Linked DNA regions of Homo sapiens: regions 1 and 3 are each linked to region 2. The links are chromatin contacts, found by Hi-C or POLR2A ChIA-PET in ENCODE. All regions are on one chromosome and are shown on one strand. Each heading gives the region's core, a stretch centred on a gene start or an enhancer-like site at or near the end of the contact. The rest is flanking DNA. Distances are from core to core; before and after follow the strand shown. Region 1 holds the start of DSP (desmoplakin). Region 2 has its middle 36 kb from the start of DSP. Region 3 has its middle 73 kb from the start of DSP.

Region 1 (2,700 bases), core at 1-2,500, 36 kb before region 2:
TGGATCAAAGCAGACATGCGGCCGGCGCTCTGCGATCCAAGGCACACTGGGGTCTTTCATCCGGTGTTTTTAAAAAGGAGGAAACAAAAGGCTCAGAGGCAGGGCCCCAGGTGCGCTCGCCCGCGGGGGCTGCGGCGCGGACGACCGAAGGTAACAGGCACGTCCCGGCCGAACTTCGAGACCCGGGCCCGGCAGCCGCCCCGGCGGGGAAGTTTCGTTTCCCGGACAGGGGAAGCCGAAGCGCCTCCTCGGGACAGGACCCCGCGCCGCCGGGACGCGCAGCCTTGATACAAACGTCCTTGGGTGGCCGAGGAGTCCAGGAGTCGTTGCAGTCGTGGTCTCGGGGTTACTGGGGATTGGGGGTGAGCCGGTAGAGACTGCGGAGCCCCGAGCACCACTCGGCCACCAGACAGGACCGGGGCCCCGCTCCTTTCCTCTTTTACTTTGATTACGGTTGGAGAGGTTGGGTTTTGTGGTCGCAGCCCCACCTCGCCTGACCTCCCATTCGCGGGCTGGGACAAAGGCGGCTGCAGCCGTGTCCAGCAGGCAGGGGACAGCCCCGCGCGGGCCCGACGCCCCCTCTGACCACCCGCCCGGGCTCGCGGGAGGGGAGAAAGGTACGACCGAGTCCCTGTTCGCAGGACAGGGGCCAACCTGTCCCCGCACGCGTCAGGACACCCGGTCCTGCTCCCAGCGCGGCCGGGAAGTTCTTTCGGGACCTGGGGCAAAAAAACCTTTCCACCTTCGGGACCCGAGTCTCCCAGTCGTCCAGAGGAGGACGGTCCCTCCCTGTCCCGCGAGCCCCGCAGCCCGCGCTCTCCGGGCAGGTACCCACCAGTAGCCGTCCGAGTTCTGGTCGGTGATCACGCCGCGCCGAGAATAGTACATCCTGCTGGTGCCCCCGCCGCCGCTGGTCACCTCGTAGCGCAGGTCCGGGCCAGACTCGGCGCGGATCATGCGGCCCAGAGTGTTGATCCGCGGGTGGGAGCCTCCGTTGCAGCTCATGTCGGCGGGCAATCGGGAGAGCGGCTCAGCGCCGAGGCATAAGCGAGGCGGGCCGGCGCGGAGAAAGCGGAGGGGGCCAAGGATAGGCGGACGGCCGGGGAACCGGGCGGGAGTGCGGAAGGCTCGCGAGGTCGCTGCTCGCTACCTGGGCCCTCCCGAGGCCGCTGCGAGCGCGGAGACGGCGACGGGCCGGGGGCAGGAGCGGGAGGAAAGCTGTGGCTCGGAGGGCGGCAAGGGCGCAGAGGAGCTGCGTCGGAGCTGGGTGTTGGTGTTGGTCGGCGGCGGAGCGAGTCTCCTCCCCGCTGGCACTGGGCGCCTAGGCCACACCTGGCCGGTTTCTTCCCAGGGTGGGGTGCGGCCGCCGCGCCTTCCCCGCCCCCCCGCGGGTGTCACCGACGCGCTCCGGCCGCCCCTCCCCACCTGCGCCCGCCGCCCGCGACTCCGCCCTGCGCCACCGAGGCCTGAGTAACACCGGGCGGGGCGGGGGCGGGGTCCCCGAGACCCAAGCGCCCTGGGCGAAGCCACCGCGGGGAGGACCTGCGCTCGCGGGGGCTGCTGCGCTCTGCGCTGGGGCCTCTCGGGCTGGGAATGCGTGGCCCGGCTTTTGAGGATTTCCTCGGTCCCCGGGCGGAAATAGCTGGAATGGAGGGGCCTCTCGATTGGAGACTTACTGGTCAAATATTTACTTTTGTTGATCACTGGAAACGCTACCTACCACGCATTGACTAGGACCACAGTGAGGAGGGAACGCTTTAGATGATAGAGTTTTGTTTGGGGGCTTTTTTTTGTTTTGTTTTATTCCAGGAATTCAGGAAATTGCCCCAGAAGTCCGATTTCTGATGTGTAAAACCTTTTTTTACAGAAAACCACGACTTCCTGGAAAAGTCTTCACCGTAAATATTAATCTCTTTGGCATGAAGAGGAAAACACTGCAGCTAATTTTTCATGGGATAACAAAAATATAAACTGCAATTTCTTTTATTTTTTCCCTTTCGATGGTCTTTTTAAACGAGGAGTAAAGATTTCAACGCCAGGTCCATTTTCCAAATTTTGTACCAGAACCTTGAGGATGCTTGTCTCTCGCGCGCTTCTCCGCAGACCGAACCCTCTCCGGAACTCAGAGCTGTTCACCCAAGTCAGCGGAGGAGGCCTCCTGGGACTTGAGCCTGAGGGTGGCGAAGAACCCTAGGCAGAGATCATCAACTTGGTACCGATGAGTGACGCGGAGCTTGAACATTCCAGCGACTTGCTCCAGGGCCACTCCCAGTTAAGAGGCTGAGTGTTAACTGCAAGAGGCTGAGTGTTAACTACGCCGTTGGCTCCAGGAACCGAACCGGGTTTGGATACAGACCCAGTCACACCATCCATGAAAAGCTGTTTCTATAATATGAAAAATTGTTAAATGACGCTTTAGTAAAAGCCATTTAAAGATCTTTTCTAATAAATTTTTCATCTTTCCAAACAATGCCGCTAATTACCTTCTGATACAGTGCGTTTCCAAAATGTTTATGAACTGAAAACAAAAATAAAAAACTACATTTTTATGTTGTAAAGGGAGTGGGGGGGACTTTCTAAAATTTGTCGTATTATAGCACTTCTCATGACAACTTGACCCTTTAGGCATAATTTTTGACAAAATGTCTTGTTCTTTTTCTTTTTACAGCTGAACGTCTTAAATTCAAGGAGTAAACACAT
Region 2 (2,700 bases), core at 185-2,684:
ATTGCTGGATCATATGGTAATCGTCTGTGTAGTTTTTTTGAGGGACTCCCATACTGTTTTCCACACCGGCTACACCATTTCACATTCCACCAACAATGCACAAGGGTTCTAATTTCTCCACACCCTCACCCACCATTATTATTTTGTTTGTTTCTGTTTTCTTTTTTTTTTTTAAGTACAATTTCCATTTAATTTTTTTCCAGAGAATAGTTCGTCTTCAGTCTTTAAGGACTCAGCTCTTTACATGGACTTTGCTGGCAGTTGTGGGGCAGCACCCGCAGGTCTAAACGGGGTGGGGGTGTTCGGTCCTTGCGGGCTTCATGAGATCGATTCCTGACTACTTTGCTGTGAATTGCACAACTCACACAGTAACGTAGCTTTACATACAGCTCGGGAAGCACATAGACATCGAAGACGCTCGCTTCAGAAATGTCCCTGACTGCTGCGGTCTCCACTATGTTTCGAGAGACGAATTTCTTAATGGGTTTGTCCTTGGGCACACATAGGGCACAGTTTGTGCAGCGAATAGGCTATACGTGGCCGCGGCTCTTTTTGGCACAATTATTGTTCCTTCTTTTCTTCATCATCTTGAAGACACGGACCAGAGAGAGGAGTTGTTTCTGTTTTCAATAGTTGCCAACCTTATGGCTGTAAAGTGTGTCCCTAAGACTTTGAAATTAGTTATATGCCAAGTCTTTCCCTTCTAGACCTTTTCTTCTTAATTCAATAGCAACACACACACTCAATGGAAAGATCTTGATCATAATATGGCAGCTCATGAGGATTCATGCTCATTACACTCTTCACTGTCCTTGCTGGTCAGTTCTTTGGTAAGCTGGTAAGGTGGTTGGTTGGGAAGGCAGGAATGGATAATATAAAACTACCTTCTCTCTCTAGTCCCGAGCCCTGGGGATGTGAAAGCACACTTCTTCCTCTTTTCTCCCTCTTCTATACTTTTAGGGGGTCTCTCTAAGCATTTAGGAAACATGTTGAAAAGAAACACGTCACATTACAGAAAAGATCAGCCTATTCTGATTCCATTAATTTTAATGGGAATGATCTTTCAGGAAACCTGTTCTGACTTGATCAAGGGCGCTTGGTCTAGGCAGATTCTCCACCTGGCATTCAGAACTTGACAAAAGGTGTGGCTGCTGAAGCAGAGAGGAATGACTCACACCTGCCCACGACTCAGCAGGGGCCCTACCCAAGGCGGGTCCCTTTCTCCTCCTTCTCCCTGTTTTTCCTCTGTCTGCTTCAAGCTCTCAGGCCTTCTCTGCTTCCAGGCACCCTGGGAAACAGTGGCTGAAATAACACAGGAATGAATCATCCCCACCTGACCAAAAGAAGGGAAGGCAGGAGCAGCTCTTGATTGAGTGAGTTTCAAGGCCCGAGTTCCCCAACTCACAGCCACGACAGCGTCAGAGCAGCTTCTGCTTCCACGGCATCTGGCTCCGAATCTGGACCAAAGCCAGCTTTCATTAGGATGCCAGTGCACGGAGGCAGCAAGCGAATGCTGTTAATTAGGTTTGGGGTGTATCCTGGCAATTTAAAGAATCACCCAGTGTTGCAATCATAGAACTGTGGCATTTTAGGGCTGAAACGGATTTCACATATACAATGTCATAGAACTTCAGAATTTAAATAACTGGCTCACCAGAGCCAATGGCTTCATTTTCAGGATATTTTCAAGCCGGTTTACTTCAAATTGGTAGTTTGAAATGGGCCTTTAGTGGGATTATTTACACCACAGAAACTGACAAACACTACAAATCAGGCTTATCTCCCCTCCCACTTCACTAAGAGCTGATTGTTAAAAAATGTACTAGCCCATCATTGACCTTGTCCAAATCCTTCATTTATAGATGAGAAAACCTCAGCCTAGAGACAGGAAATGACTTACCCAGGGTCATGCTATTAATTAGCAGCAGAATTTAGAATCCAAATCTTTTGCGTTCTTTTTTTTTTTTTTTGATACAGAGTCTCACTCTGTTACCCAGGCTGGAGTGCAGTGGTGCAATCTCAGCTCACTGCAACCACTGCCTCCTGGGTTCAAGCGACTCTCCTGCCTCAACTTCCCATGTAGCTGGGATTACAGGCACCCGCCACCACACCCAGCTAATTTTTGTATTTTTAGTAAAGACAAGGTTTCACCATGTTGGCCAGGCTGGTCTTGAACTCCTGACCTCAAGTGATCCACCTGCCTCAGCCTCCCAAAGTCCTAGACATGAACCACTGCGCCTGGCCTTTTGCATTCTATTTCAATGAGTGGATGCTGAAAGCATAGTCTGGTCACACCAGCCTAGAATCCTGTCAAAAAACAGAAGCAGGAGGATGTTATTGCACTATTAATAGGGAGTGAGGGACAAATAATTCCTCTGAAAATAGGTTCTCAGGGGAAAGAGACTGACTGCTATTAAACCCCTCCTGAAATTCCCTCTCATAGTTTAAGCTGAATATGGGGCAATGTTCTTACTATACTTAGGTGGAATGCAACAGGGAGATGCAGACACAATCGTGTATTTGTAATATCCTCAACAATTAGAGGCTTCTTTGCCCTTGAGGGGAAAAGTGGCATGCCCTGTAGGCTGGGGTCAACAGCGTGACCACAAGTAAGAAGAAACAAACTAGACTGGAAATACGTCATTTAGAATGGGTTATTGGACTCGCTCTATTGTCTTTGTGATAAATGTGAATTCAACA
Region 3 (2,700 bases), core at 82-2,581, 37 kb after region 2:
GAGAGTGGCATTTGGGTCAGGGTGGATGGAGAAATAGACCACAAGGCAGGGATGGGAAACTCGGGCTGGCAGGGCTATTGGGACAAGCTCCAAACCAAGCTTACATGGCCTTATGCCAGATGGATATGGATTACAAATGGGAAAACTGCTTTTGGTTTATTTGCTATATAGTTTTTGGAGAAAAAAGTGATTCGACTAAGAATACTAAAGGGAAATAAACTACGAGTGTTAACAGTGATTACCTCTTGGTGGAGGGATTAGGAGTGATTTGATTTTCTTCATAACTTTTCATATTTTAAATATTTGTGATGTAGAATACTAATTCTATAATCTTAGAAAAGATGCTATTTTTAGAATGCAAAAAAAAAAAAAAAAAAATCAAAAAGAGGCAGGATACCAGGAGTGGTGGCTCATGCCTGTAATCCCAGCACTTTGGGAGGAGAAGGCAGGAGGATTACTTGAGCCCAGGAGTTACAGACCAGCCTGGGCAACACAGCAAGACCTTGTCTCTACAAAATATTTAAAAAATTAGCTTGGCGCGGTGGCTCACGCCTGTAACCCTAGCACTTTGGGAGGCCGAGGCGGGCTGATTACCTGAGGTCAGGAGTTCGAGACCAGCCTGGCCAACATGGTGAAACCCCGTCTCTACTTAAAATACAATTAGCCAGGTGTGGTAGTACCCACCTGTAATCCCAGCTACTCGGGAGGCTGAGGCAGGGGAATCGCTTGAACCCGGGAGGCAGAGGTTGCAGTGAGCCGAGATCGCACCACTGCACTCCAGCCTGGGGGACAAGAGTGAGATTTCGTCTCAAAAAAAAAAAAAAAAAAAGAAAAAAGAAAAAATTAGCTGGGCATGGTGGCATGCACCTGTGGTCCCAGCTACTCTGGAGGCTGAGGTGGGAAGATCACTTGAGCACAGGAGTTTGAGGTTATAGTGAGCCTGTGATAGGTTTTGCTCTGGGAGCTGCACATTTGCAACCACTTCCTCAAGGAGATTCTGTAATAGTCCCATTCACAGACATTTTATTTTGTGCTTGTTTCTAAAAATTACTTTGAGTCATAGTCATTTACTCACCTCCATCGCTACGTGTTGACACGTGTGACAGCCAATCTGCTGTTTAATAATGTCTTTCTGCAATTAACCCTCCCACAGTGCAGCTGGGGGACGTGGATACGCGGTCCCCTCTCACAGCAGAACAGGGACGTGGGAAACTCATGCTCTTTTCAGCCATGGGTGGGAGTGCCCGGGCTCTGACTCATCCATGCACCAAACCGCTTTATCTCCTCCTTCCTCGCCCTACGCCCTCCCCATCTCGTCCTCTGTAGAAGCCAGGAGCTGAGATAAAAGTGGGCACACTGCTCCCCAGCTGCGAGGAGGCTGCGGAATTAGGAGCCAGCCTGGAACTCATAGCGCGACCCTGATAAGCTTCACGCATGCGCCATGACGTTCATCCCAGGCTTTCGGAGCCCTTGAGAAGCACTAATGTAGGAATCCTGCAGGCCCTAGGAAGTGATCTGGGCTTGTCAAAGTGGAGAAAACTGTGGCGCAATGGGGCCCAAGGTCATGATGAGTATCTTGCAAGGGGATGCTCCTGCAAGAACTCAGGACTTCTGTGTTATTTTTTAACTCTTCCATCCTCATCCTTCTTCCTGTTACTTTCTGGAATTCAGCTCATGTTTTCAGTAAGTAGGGGAAACATAACAATTCAGTACAAAATATGATCCACAAATAGACACCCACTACTTCCAGCAGCTTTTAGCAAAGCTTTTCCTCCCTAACTCTCCCAGGAGTATCTGATCTCTCAGGTTTTATTTCTTACAGTGCCAGCACCCTTTTGGAAGGCCATTGACTCACGTTGTAAGACTCTGTTTCCCAGACTTCAATGTGCATAAAAGTCACCTGGGATCTTATTAAGCTGCAGCACTTCATCCAATAGGTCTGGGTGGGGCCTGAGGTTCCGGATGTTGAAGAATCTCTCTGAGACTGCTGCTAGTCCACGGACCATACTTTGAGTGGCAAGGAGCTGGACCTAGGAAACCACCTGTAGACCATACTCCTCTTAATAAACGACATCTGGAACCTCACAGTTCCTTCCCTCACTTTCAGCTTTCTGGGAGATTATTCTGCACCTTAAATTATTCCAAGTTTAATCCTTCTGACTCTTTTGAGTCTTGCAAACCACGCTAATGTTAGCATATCACAGCACTGTGTAGAGGTAAGAAAATCATGTTTGTTTAAAAGCCTGTACTAGCTTGGGAGACAGTATTATCTCTGATTGCACTCCACACAATTAATAGACATGCTCCTTGAAGAGTAGTACCAGGTATAATTGTTTGCTAAGCAACATTCCAATGCAATAGACTGAAAAAAGAACAAAATTAATAGGAGGTCATTTGGGAGCAAAAAGAAAAATTACCTTTCAAAACAACCATCCAATGTGTCTCAAGTACATAGTCCAGGCATCTAAGAGGCTTTACACTATTGTTAGTGTCCAACATGACCTTTCGCCTCCACCGTTTTATTTATGGGCCCCGCAGTCGTCATGGCAACACTGATAACCAGCTTCTCAATGCCCAAGGAATGCCAGAGTCATCAAAGCACTCTCATTTTTTTAAGTCTTCCAGCCTGTCACCCGATAAACTAAAAGGCAGTTGAGGCTCGGAGGCACACTTTCTAAATAAGAGGGTAGATGGTAAAAC

What was found. A loop is a pair of places that touch in the nucleus more often than their neighbours do. ChIA-PET counts read pairs that join two places held with the same protein, here RNA polymerase II (POLR2A). Pooled maps may share reads with other maps.
Region 1: a map of PC-9 shows a loop between it and region 2 (7-fold over the local background). The contact joins the promoter of DSP here to the enhancer-like site in region 2. A Hi-C loop is called at or near these places in 8 of 168 maps with a recorded cell type or tissue (Caco-2, Calu3, HCT116 and 4 more) and 4 of 50 pooled maps. POLR2A ChIA-PET finds 5 or more read pairs at or near these places in 11 of 52 experiments (A549, BJ, H1 and 7 more).
Region 3: POLR2A ChIA-PET joins it to region 2 with 24 read pairs in MCF 10A. The contact joins two enhancer-like sites. A Hi-C loop is called at or near these places in 1 of 168 maps with a recorded cell type or tissue (mammary epithelial cell) and 1 of 37 single-sample maps with no recorded cell type. POLR2A ChIA-PET finds 5 or more read pairs at or near these places in 7 of 52 experiments (A549, H1, HEK293 and 4 more).

What each region holds. Positions count from the first base shown.
Region 1 is chr6:7,540,221-7,542,920 of GRCh38, reverse strand. It overlaps DSP (desmoplakin), which reads right to left and starts at 1,250. Exons shown (of 24, transcript NM_004415.4): 1 at 836-1,250. The coding sequence starts at 1,005. It overlaps DSP-AS1 (DSP antisense RNA 1), which reads left to right. Exons shown (of 2, transcript NR_183331.1): 2 at 1,868-2,470.
Region 2 is chr6:7,504,090-7,506,789 of GRCh38, reverse strand. It overlaps the pseudogene RPS26P29. Among named protein-coding and RNA genes, the nearest start is that of DSP, 36 kb to the left of the region's middle. RefSeq lists an enhancer at 561-1,760. Within about 2 kb of position 1,434, at least 12 of the 41 ENCODE cell types and tissues checked have a DNase peak (open chromatin) inside an H3K27ac peak, as active enhancers do; they include HCT116, PC-3, PC-9 and 1 more, where a contact is called at or near this core.
Region 3 is chr6:7,467,287-7,469,986 of GRCh38, reverse strand. No RefSeq gene overlaps it. Among named protein-coding and RNA genes, the nearest start is that of DSP, 73 kb to the left of the region's middle. Within about 2 kb of position 1,331, at least 8 of the 41 ENCODE cell types and tissues checked have a DNase peak (open chromatin) inside an H3K27ac peak, as active enhancers do.